Regions from separate parts of the Mus musculus genome. Here region 2 is linked to region 1. Evidence: chromatin contacts called from ENCODE Hi-C data. All regions are on one chromosome and are shown on one strand. Each heading gives the region's core, a stretch centred on a gene start or an enhancer-like site at or near the end of the contact. The rest is flanking DNA. Distances are from core to core; before and after follow the strand shown.

The links. A loop is a pair of places that touch in the nucleus more often than their neighbours do.
Region 2: a map of heart shows a loop between it and region 1 (4-fold over the local background). The contact joins the promoter of Elac2 here to the promoter of Tvp23b in region 1. A Hi-C loop is called at or near these places in 2 of 37 maps with a recorded cell type or tissue (heart and v-Abl transformed pro-B cells).

The regions. Positions count from the first base shown.
Region 1 is chr11:62,877,642-62,881,837 of GRCm38, forward strand. It overlaps Tvp23b (trans-golgi network vesicle protein 23B), which reads left to right and starts at 1,814. Exons shown (of 7, transcript NM_026210.5): 1 at 1,814-1,954. The coding sequence starts at 1,943.
Region 2 is chr11:64,976,494-64,980,706 of GRCm38, forward strand. Elac2 (elaC ribonuclease Z 2) reads left to right here and starts at 2,542. Exons shown (of 24, transcript NM_001362983.1): 1 at 2,542-2,838; 2 at 3,225-3,275; 3 at 3,414-3,484; 4 at 4,115-4,179. The coding sequence starts at 2,618.

The sequences.
Region 1 (4,196 bases), core at 564-3,063:
ATCACTACCAACTTAGGGCTATCGTTGCTTCCAGAAACTTTTGAACAGTAGCCATCAGGATACTATATAAAAATCTCCTGGTATTTTTGCAAAGACTAAAACTCAGTTTTGGTAAAGGATATGGGGAGATCAAAAGGCAGACTTGTATTTAGAACACTGCATGTGATCTAACGGGTCAGAACACACTCCATCAGAAGAAAAGGAAAAAAAATGAAGAAAATACGCTTCATTTTCTACAAAGGAGGCTTTACTCTCAAGTATATTGAGACTCCTATTTAAATACTCAGGGGGTGCTGTCAGGGGCAAGGTAGGTAATTTTGTAAAGAGTAGTTTACAGGCTCACTGGTGGATATGCTCACAGAAGGGCTCAGGATCTGGACAAAGAGTACAGTCCCTACATAGAGGCTCAACACCCCAGGCAGACTTTCCCCGTCATTAAGTTCCAGTTCTTGAGGGTGAGGGGAGATAGGGGCAAGGCAGGAGGACAGAGCATCTAGTCAGTTGGTACTAGGAGGCAACACCCTGTTTCAAAAGCAAGCAAAGAACCCCCCCCCCAACACACACACACCAGTCCTCCAAAAAGGAAGACAAAAATCCTAACAAGTGGGAAATTCACTTTCTTGTCAAATGCTCTATATCTTAAAATATGGTAGTGAATTCAAATTGCATTCATATAAAAAGTGAGAACCAAAAAAATTTTTTTTCCACACAACCTCACAACACAGGGTGGGCCACCAAAATCTTTGTCCAAGCAGGTTAGGACATAGGTCATTTGTCCAGCTTCACACGAAGATGCGCAATTACCTTGCCTGCTTTCTCTTTTTTGGGAACTAGGTCCATGTTTCTTCATTATTGTAACACTGGGTTTGACATAGTCCTGGCAAAGAACCAGATAAAACCCCGGGTTCTGTGAAGAGTCCCTTCAGTTAAGAAAAGGTGAGAGGGACATTGCATGAGCCTCCAACAGTCTGACATAGTTGAGCAAACAGAATATCTCTATCATTACAGTTGCAAAGATGGCTTTAAACTCTCTGAATTTGTCTCGAAAAACCAAAAAAAAAAAAAAAAAAAATCTCTGAATTTTAGGTCTAGGCATGATCATGCCATCAGCAGGTGACTTAAAACAGTAATAAAAGCAAATTTGTGCCACTTTACTAAATGCTCTGTAAAGCCATCACCGTCCTTCCCACTTTACAGCCGAGGAAGGATGTACATAGAGATTGGTTATATAATTGGTACATGGAGGGCAGAGGCGCGATACTGGCCTCTCTTCTTGTTCTGAGGTTATGCCCCTTACAGCAGTACCCTCACTGCTTACGCTAGTCTTCTTGTCTCTTTCTTACTCGGTTTTTTTTTTTTTAATTTCTTTCCAAGGACACATTTATTTCTCAATTTTCTTTAACATTTAAATCGCTTAAGAAAGACTATACTAAAATACAATACATTTACAAGGTTAAATTATAAAGCTCCGCCTCTCTCAGGGCGTCCCTGCTGGTGGTAATGACTCACAGTTTGTACTTCTTTGGTAGCAAAAAACATTTTCCATTCATAACCCAAGAAACTTCGCTTTAGAACCCATTAAGTTAGCCAGTTTATTCCCAAGCGTTTTGCTTTTCCTTAGAAGTGCAGCCCTTGCCCCTGCTCACGCTTGCCCCGCCCACCTCCACCTCAGCCCCTACAGAGTCTCTGCGTCAAGGCCCCGCCCACACACCCCGCCTCCTACCGCCCGCGTCCGTCGCGTGGACCAGCTCTTTCCGCCCCGCCCACTATGGAGCCCCGCCCCAAGGTATGGACCCGCCTATCGCCTTCCGGTCTCTGGAGTTGCGCCCTCCCACCAAGTGGCTTCCTGGTGCGCTTGTGACGTCGGCTGTAGAGCTGGATCGCGTGGCAGCTTTGCTGTCGTGGCTCTCGGAAGTGGGGGGCGGGTTGGCGCAGGGTCGTCATGTTGTCGCAGGTGAGGGATGGCGGCCGAGCGCCGGTAGCCGGTGCTTGAGTTGGGGCTGGGGGTCTTGCCCAGTCGCCCGAGGCTGTTGGGTCCGTGTGCCCGCCCACTGCCTGAGCTGTAGGAACTGCAGGTGGGTGGGTAGGAGGGCCAGCCCCGGGCAAATTGTCGCTAGAGGGTTTGTGGACTGTGAGGGATAGGGTGCACCGGCGACCCCGGAGGCACAGAGGCCTCCTGTCAGCGGGTGTGGAGCACACTCGCTGCAGGATCTCTGGGTGTGAGGTCGGGGGTAACCCGTCTTCCCATAGCCTGCCCGGATGAGGGGAATGGCCTGTAGGGCCCTGATACACAAGTTCAGGGCGATCCTGTAGGGAGAGATTGCCAGAGCCTTGGGTTCCAGTGTTACTACGCTGTACACAGATAATCACGATGGTTATCGCCTTTGTACCCGTAGAGGTCGATGTAGCCAATTGTCCTTCGGCCAGAGATTAGTACATGTAATATATTTTCTTCCTTTAAAATTTTACTGTGAAGCTGGGCGTGGTGGCGCACGCCTTTAATCCCAGCACTCGGGAGGCAGAGGCAGGTGGATTTCTGAGTTCGAGACCAGCCTGATCTACAGAGTGAGTTCCAGGACAGCCAGGGCTATACAGAGATATACAGGCTATACAGAGAACCCTGTCTCGAAAAACCAAAAAAACAAAACAAAAAAACAAAAAAAATTTTTTTTTTACTGTGAACTCCCATGTAGATTGTGTCACACGGGTTTCATTGTCAGGTTGGGATGTTCAAGGAGATGGGATCTGCAAAGGGCAGGATGGCTGGGGGTGGGGGTTGGGATGGGGAGAGGTTAGGTTGGGGAACAACATATTTTCAGATCATAATAATAAAGACATAGTGACATACCAAGTGTCTCAGGATGGGCCAACTAGAATCTGTGATAAGAAAAGTCTACTTTGTGGAAATGTGGAGTAGAAAAAATTCATTGATGGTTTCAGCTCAGCTCTGAAGGTGCATTTAGATCCGCTTCTTCCTACTCCTAGGTCTGTGACCATAAGTCCTTCCACCTGTTGGGCATTTGACATTTTTTATAGTCATTACCTTCCTTCCCCCAGGCAACCTGTGCATTAAAATTTCTCTGCAGACTTAAACATCTGTTCCCTTGTGGTTTTTGTGTTTTTTGGTTGTTTTTTTTTTTTGTTGTTGTTGTTTTTTGTCTGATAATTTTCTTTCTTATTACCTAGAAGCAGCCCCTCCCCCTGGTATTTTCATACCAACCCCCTCCCTGCATCTTTGCTAATCACCCACAGGTTCTTCTGTGGATCCTGTGTACTCCACTGTTGGGTTACAGCTGGTTTACCTTTGTTCACTGGGAAGCATTCATGAGTTGCACTGTTGGTAGCCTTCCATTGTTCCCTCCCCTTCCCCGCCCCTCACAAAATCTTGTTGGTGTTAGCTCAAAGCCATGCTTTAATTTCTTCTTTTTTTTTCACCCTTCTCCAACTGATTATAACTGTCTTGACTCAGTCTTTCAAGTGCTGGCATTACAGGCAGAAGGGGCCACAAGTGTACTCTATAATCTTAAAAAAGTAAAAACTCTCCATATAACATCTTGGATGTCTCTCCATTCATTGTCCTTAAAACCCGTGTGCATACTTGGAATTCGGTCTCATCCATTCTAGTTGGAAGTTCTCCATTCCCTGCCGCTCTGTATCCGTTGTTCTTGCCTTTTTCCATTACTTACACCCCAACCTGTTCTTAGGAGTTCACAGAAGGGTGTTAGAAACCCAGCAGTCTTTTAGGAGTCATCTTAGCAGTAGCATTCTTCAGGCGTTGGGATCCTCCTGGGAGCACTTTATCCCTCTTCCAGGATCATCGATTTGGTGTGAGAGGTTTTATATATTAATTAGAAAGAGCTACTTGAAAGAATAGGAAGAAAATGATGGAGCAAGTCCTAGAGTCACGATAGTGGTTATTCAGCCTCCGATAAGAAGAGAAAGCATTGTGAAGGAGCCAAAAGCCATTTAAGTGTATCCCCAGTAGCTTCAGTTTTCTCTGTGACTCGGGAGAGAGTAGCTGATAGTAGATGTTGGTATTGGGGGGCACCATCTGTTCCTCTTTCAGGGCTCAGGCTGGTGTTAACTGGTTATTAGATTCTCACAGGGGGCTTTCTTCAGATGACTGGAGTTGGGGTAGAAGATCTCTGTAGGTGCCTTTTTTTCCTACGCTGTGAATCCCTAGTACTTGTGCCTTG
Region 2 (4,213 bases), core at 1,292-3,791, 2.1 Mb after region 1:
TCAAAAGTTCTAAGACAGGCCACTGCTGAAACTCTGAAGTAGGTTGCAGATATGGCATTTCTCAGATCCAGTTGATTTTTCAAAGATTGTTAACCTCTCCTGACCCCTACAACAGACCCTCTCCCCCGAAACACTCAAGAGACCAAGACAACACCCAATCCCCCCACTTTTAAAAAAATGGCTTAATTTTTGCCAACATCAACCAAAGTTGTTGACTAAAGGATATAATTTAAGACAGGTGGTGGTGGTACATGGCTTTAATACCAGCACCTGGGAGACAAAAGCAGATGGATCTCTGAGTTTGAGGCCAGTCTGGTCTATAGAGTGAGTTCCAGGACAGCCAAAGTTACACAGAGAGACACTCTCTTGATAAAATGTGTGTGTGTGTGTGTGTGTGTGTGTGTGTGTGTGTGTGGTAAAAGCTTTAGGGGCTTAAACTAAAATGGCAGCCACTATCTTATAAAGCTCAAGATATTCAAGATTTCATAAATGTGATTTCCCTAATCTTAATCCTAACTAGCCCCAAGCAAGTGTAATTCTTCTTGTTCTTGGCTGGGTAATAGTATGTTACAACCTTTCCTTTCCTTAAAAGATGTTCAGTTATCTGGGGTTTCCCTGCCGCTCACTGGTATGATTACTTCAAGTAGGATGGTAATTGTCACAGAGCCAGTTTCATATTCAGTGAGGCTCTCCAGTAAACACCACGCCACATTCCTCAAGTGTGCTTTCTGAATTTCTAGAGGATTCAACGGAGAGCTCTGTTGTGGAGAAACCCTCAAGAGCCTCTGAAATGGTAGTAGGCCTTTTTCTCAAATGACCCACACTGGGACACGGAATGTTACAGTGACTCGCACATAGTCATCCTCTCAGTCTGCCCTCCCTCTTTCTCTGCTAGCCTAGATCCACTAAGGACCCCAGGCTGGGCTTGACCTCAGGGGAGCCATCATTCCTGGATGTTACTGTTTTGAAATGTATATGGATGTTTTTTGTGAATGTATGTTTGTACTTCAGGTGCCTAACTGATACCTGCTAAGGTCAGAAGATGTGAGTTTCTGTGGGAATGGAGTCTCAGAAGATAACTTGTGAGTCACCATGTAGGTGCTGGCAACAGAAACTCCGACCTCTCAAAAATAGTGATCTTGAACTATGATCGATCCATTTGGTCTCAGCATTAAAAAAAAAAAAAAGTGTGTGTGTCTTCCTGCCCATCCACCCAAGTTGGGAAAGGGTCTCATGTAGCCCCAGGTTCACCTCCAACTCACTATCTTGATTGTCCAGCTCCAGCCTCAGAGCCACCTGACAGTCCAGCCTCAGACATCTGACAGTCTCCCTGAATACTTGTTTAAATACATTTCCTGCAGGTGGCAACATTTTCTTCTCCATAAATTTCTATTATTTATTCTGCGTATCTCTTTAGTGCCACTCAAAGCACCGACCATCAAAGGGCCTTTAGCCAACCAAGCATGCCAAATACGACTCTGGCAGGCCTTGGCTTCACCGCCATACCCTCCATCTTGCTAAAAATCATTAGATTACATCCATAAAGCTAGACACCAAGGTCTATTCCCTTATTTGACCATTTTCTCCTCTTGAGGCTGACCACTAAGGTCCAGCTAACAAAGCACTGAAGTCCAGCCCCTTGAAAAGCCCCCTTTGGCTTATGTAATTAATATACACAATCAAAACAAACCAACTTATCCTAACATCGGATTTTTTTTTTAACCTTTATGAACTGTTATTTGCCTATGGGTCGGTCTCCTCCCTATCCAGAGGCAGCCCTTCGTGTTTCGGGTGCAAATACTCCTCTCTCCTCTCTCTTGACCCTTTTCTCTTCGTCCTAGTCTCTATCTTCTTTCTTTGTCTCTTATTCACTGCCTTTTGTCTCTCTGGGGAAAATAAATCTCCTTTGTTCTGAGAACTTGGTCTTGGGGTGTCCTAAGTCGACTTTCGAGGTCCCCACAGCCATGTTAATTCTAAATATCTCCCAAAGATAAGCACTGTTAAACTATTTCCGTCTTGAAGTAAGGAATGCAAGGCAGAGAGGACCGGCTCATAACAGCAATAAGACGCAACACTACGAAGTTTACTTAGTCTTTTCATCTCTATTCTCACGCCAAAACAAAGAATATCATCTGAAATGTGTTCTTATGGTGGAAATCAAATTAGCCAGATCTATCTCCCATGAGATCGTCACCATCATCATAAGCAAGAACAATGCAAACTTGGAATACTTTTGTCGAAGGGCAGAGCTCCTGACAGAAGACGATGAACCTGAAAAAGACTCAGTCCTTTCCCAGTAATGCCTTTCGAGTACTTGCACTCTCAGAAGTCCCGCTTCCGCCAAGTGACAGTAACCGGAAAACGTCAACAGGGAAAGCCGGAACCGGTGAGGGGGGCGGGGCCTCCGGCGACGCTCTAGCTTTCGCTTACTCTACGTCCACCTTGATTGACAGACTCCGAGCTCCAAGGCTCGTTACGATTGGATGCGGAGCTTTGGATGGGCGGGCAGCTAGCGCGGCGGCGCGCTGATTGGTCAGTTCCGCCATGCGGTGGAGGGGCGGTGCTTGTGGCGGCGTGAGGGGTCTGGCTGCCTTGTCAGCCTGGTGTGGTCGGGTGCATGTGGGCGCTCCGCTCACTGTTGCGTCCCCTTGGCCTGCGCACCATGTCGCAGGGTTCGGCTCGTCGGCCGCGGCCATCCAAAGACCCACTGCGACACCTGCGTACGCGGGAGAAGCGCGGCCCGGGTCCCGGGGGCCCGAACACCGTGTACCTGCAGGTGGTGGCGGCGGGCGGCCGGGACGCGGGGGCTGCTCTCTATGTCTTCTCGGAATACAACAGGTCAGAGTGGGCCGACAGCCCTGGGGGATTGGCCCCAGCGCCACGTGCTCGGGAGGCCTCCTGTCCAATCCTGTATATATCCCTTACCTCCCTTAGTCAGCATGGCTTTCAGGTATCCGGGCAAAACTTCCCGTGCCCCGACTCTCACCATCACCATCCCAAAGCGGGGGCCTCACCGTGAGTGTGTGGGCTAGACCGGTTTCATAAGTCGATGGGGAAAGACATCACTCCCCATTGATCTATACCAAACTACACTCTTCCGTCACTAACCAAAGAGGGCTCAAAACCTACTAGGCAGTATGAGAACCCTGTCATTTATGTCGCTGTATCTACAGTAAAGCATTTTACAGAGTATACTTGTAAGTACAGTAATGTTCCTCCTGTAGGTACCTTTTTAACTGCGGAGAAGGCGTCCAACGACTTATGCAGGAACACAAGTGAGTCAACTCCTGGCTTCTGGGGTGGAGATGATTATGGGCTTGAAAGCTGAGGTGAGAGGCAGATGAGACTTCTCAGCAGACACGGTCTCTGGTCGTCTTTGTTTCATCTGGCTGAAATGTATGTTTTTTTCTTAGACTGAAAGTCGCTCGCTTGGACAACATCTTTCTGACTCGGATGCATTGGTCAAATGTTGGGGGGTTGTGTGGTGAGTATGTGTTTGGAGGTCAGGGGCCGGTGGGAAGTTTCTGGGGGCTTAACATGGCTTGCAGCTCATTTGTTCATCTTCCTAGCCCAGGGGAGATAGAATTCCTGGTACACTAGCTTAGTCAGCTTGAGTAGGGGGTGTGAAAACCTAGACTCGGAAAAGTAGGCCTTGATATGGTTACAACCTCCACCTGGACCACAGATTTAACAACAGAGTGCTGTGGTGGGTGCTGATCAGACTCTGCAGCTGGATTCAGACACATACTGTCATCCAGACTGTGTGGCTGCCAGATTTTGAAAGCATAGTAGTATGGGCAGAGGAGAGAATGAGGTAGTGGACTGTGCCCTCCTCCCCCTTGCATAGCAGACCCTGCTCTGATGCATGGTTAGATCAATGCTAACATTATTTTCTCTTTATGTATTGTATAGTTGCTTATACCCTAGAACAGGGACACGTAGGTAAATAACTAGTATAGCCAGAAGCACCCCACCACCATGCACACACACACACACACACACACACACACACACACACACACACACACACACACATACCACATACCGGACAGGGCCTGCAGGCTAAGTTGAGAGTGCTGGATTTTTATTTATTTTCTCTTTACATTCTTTTAAGGAATGATTTTAACTTTAAAGGAAACCGGGCTTCCCAAATGTGTTCTGTCTGGACCACCACAGCTGGTGAGTGTCTCCTGGTCACCCGTTAAAACCACCT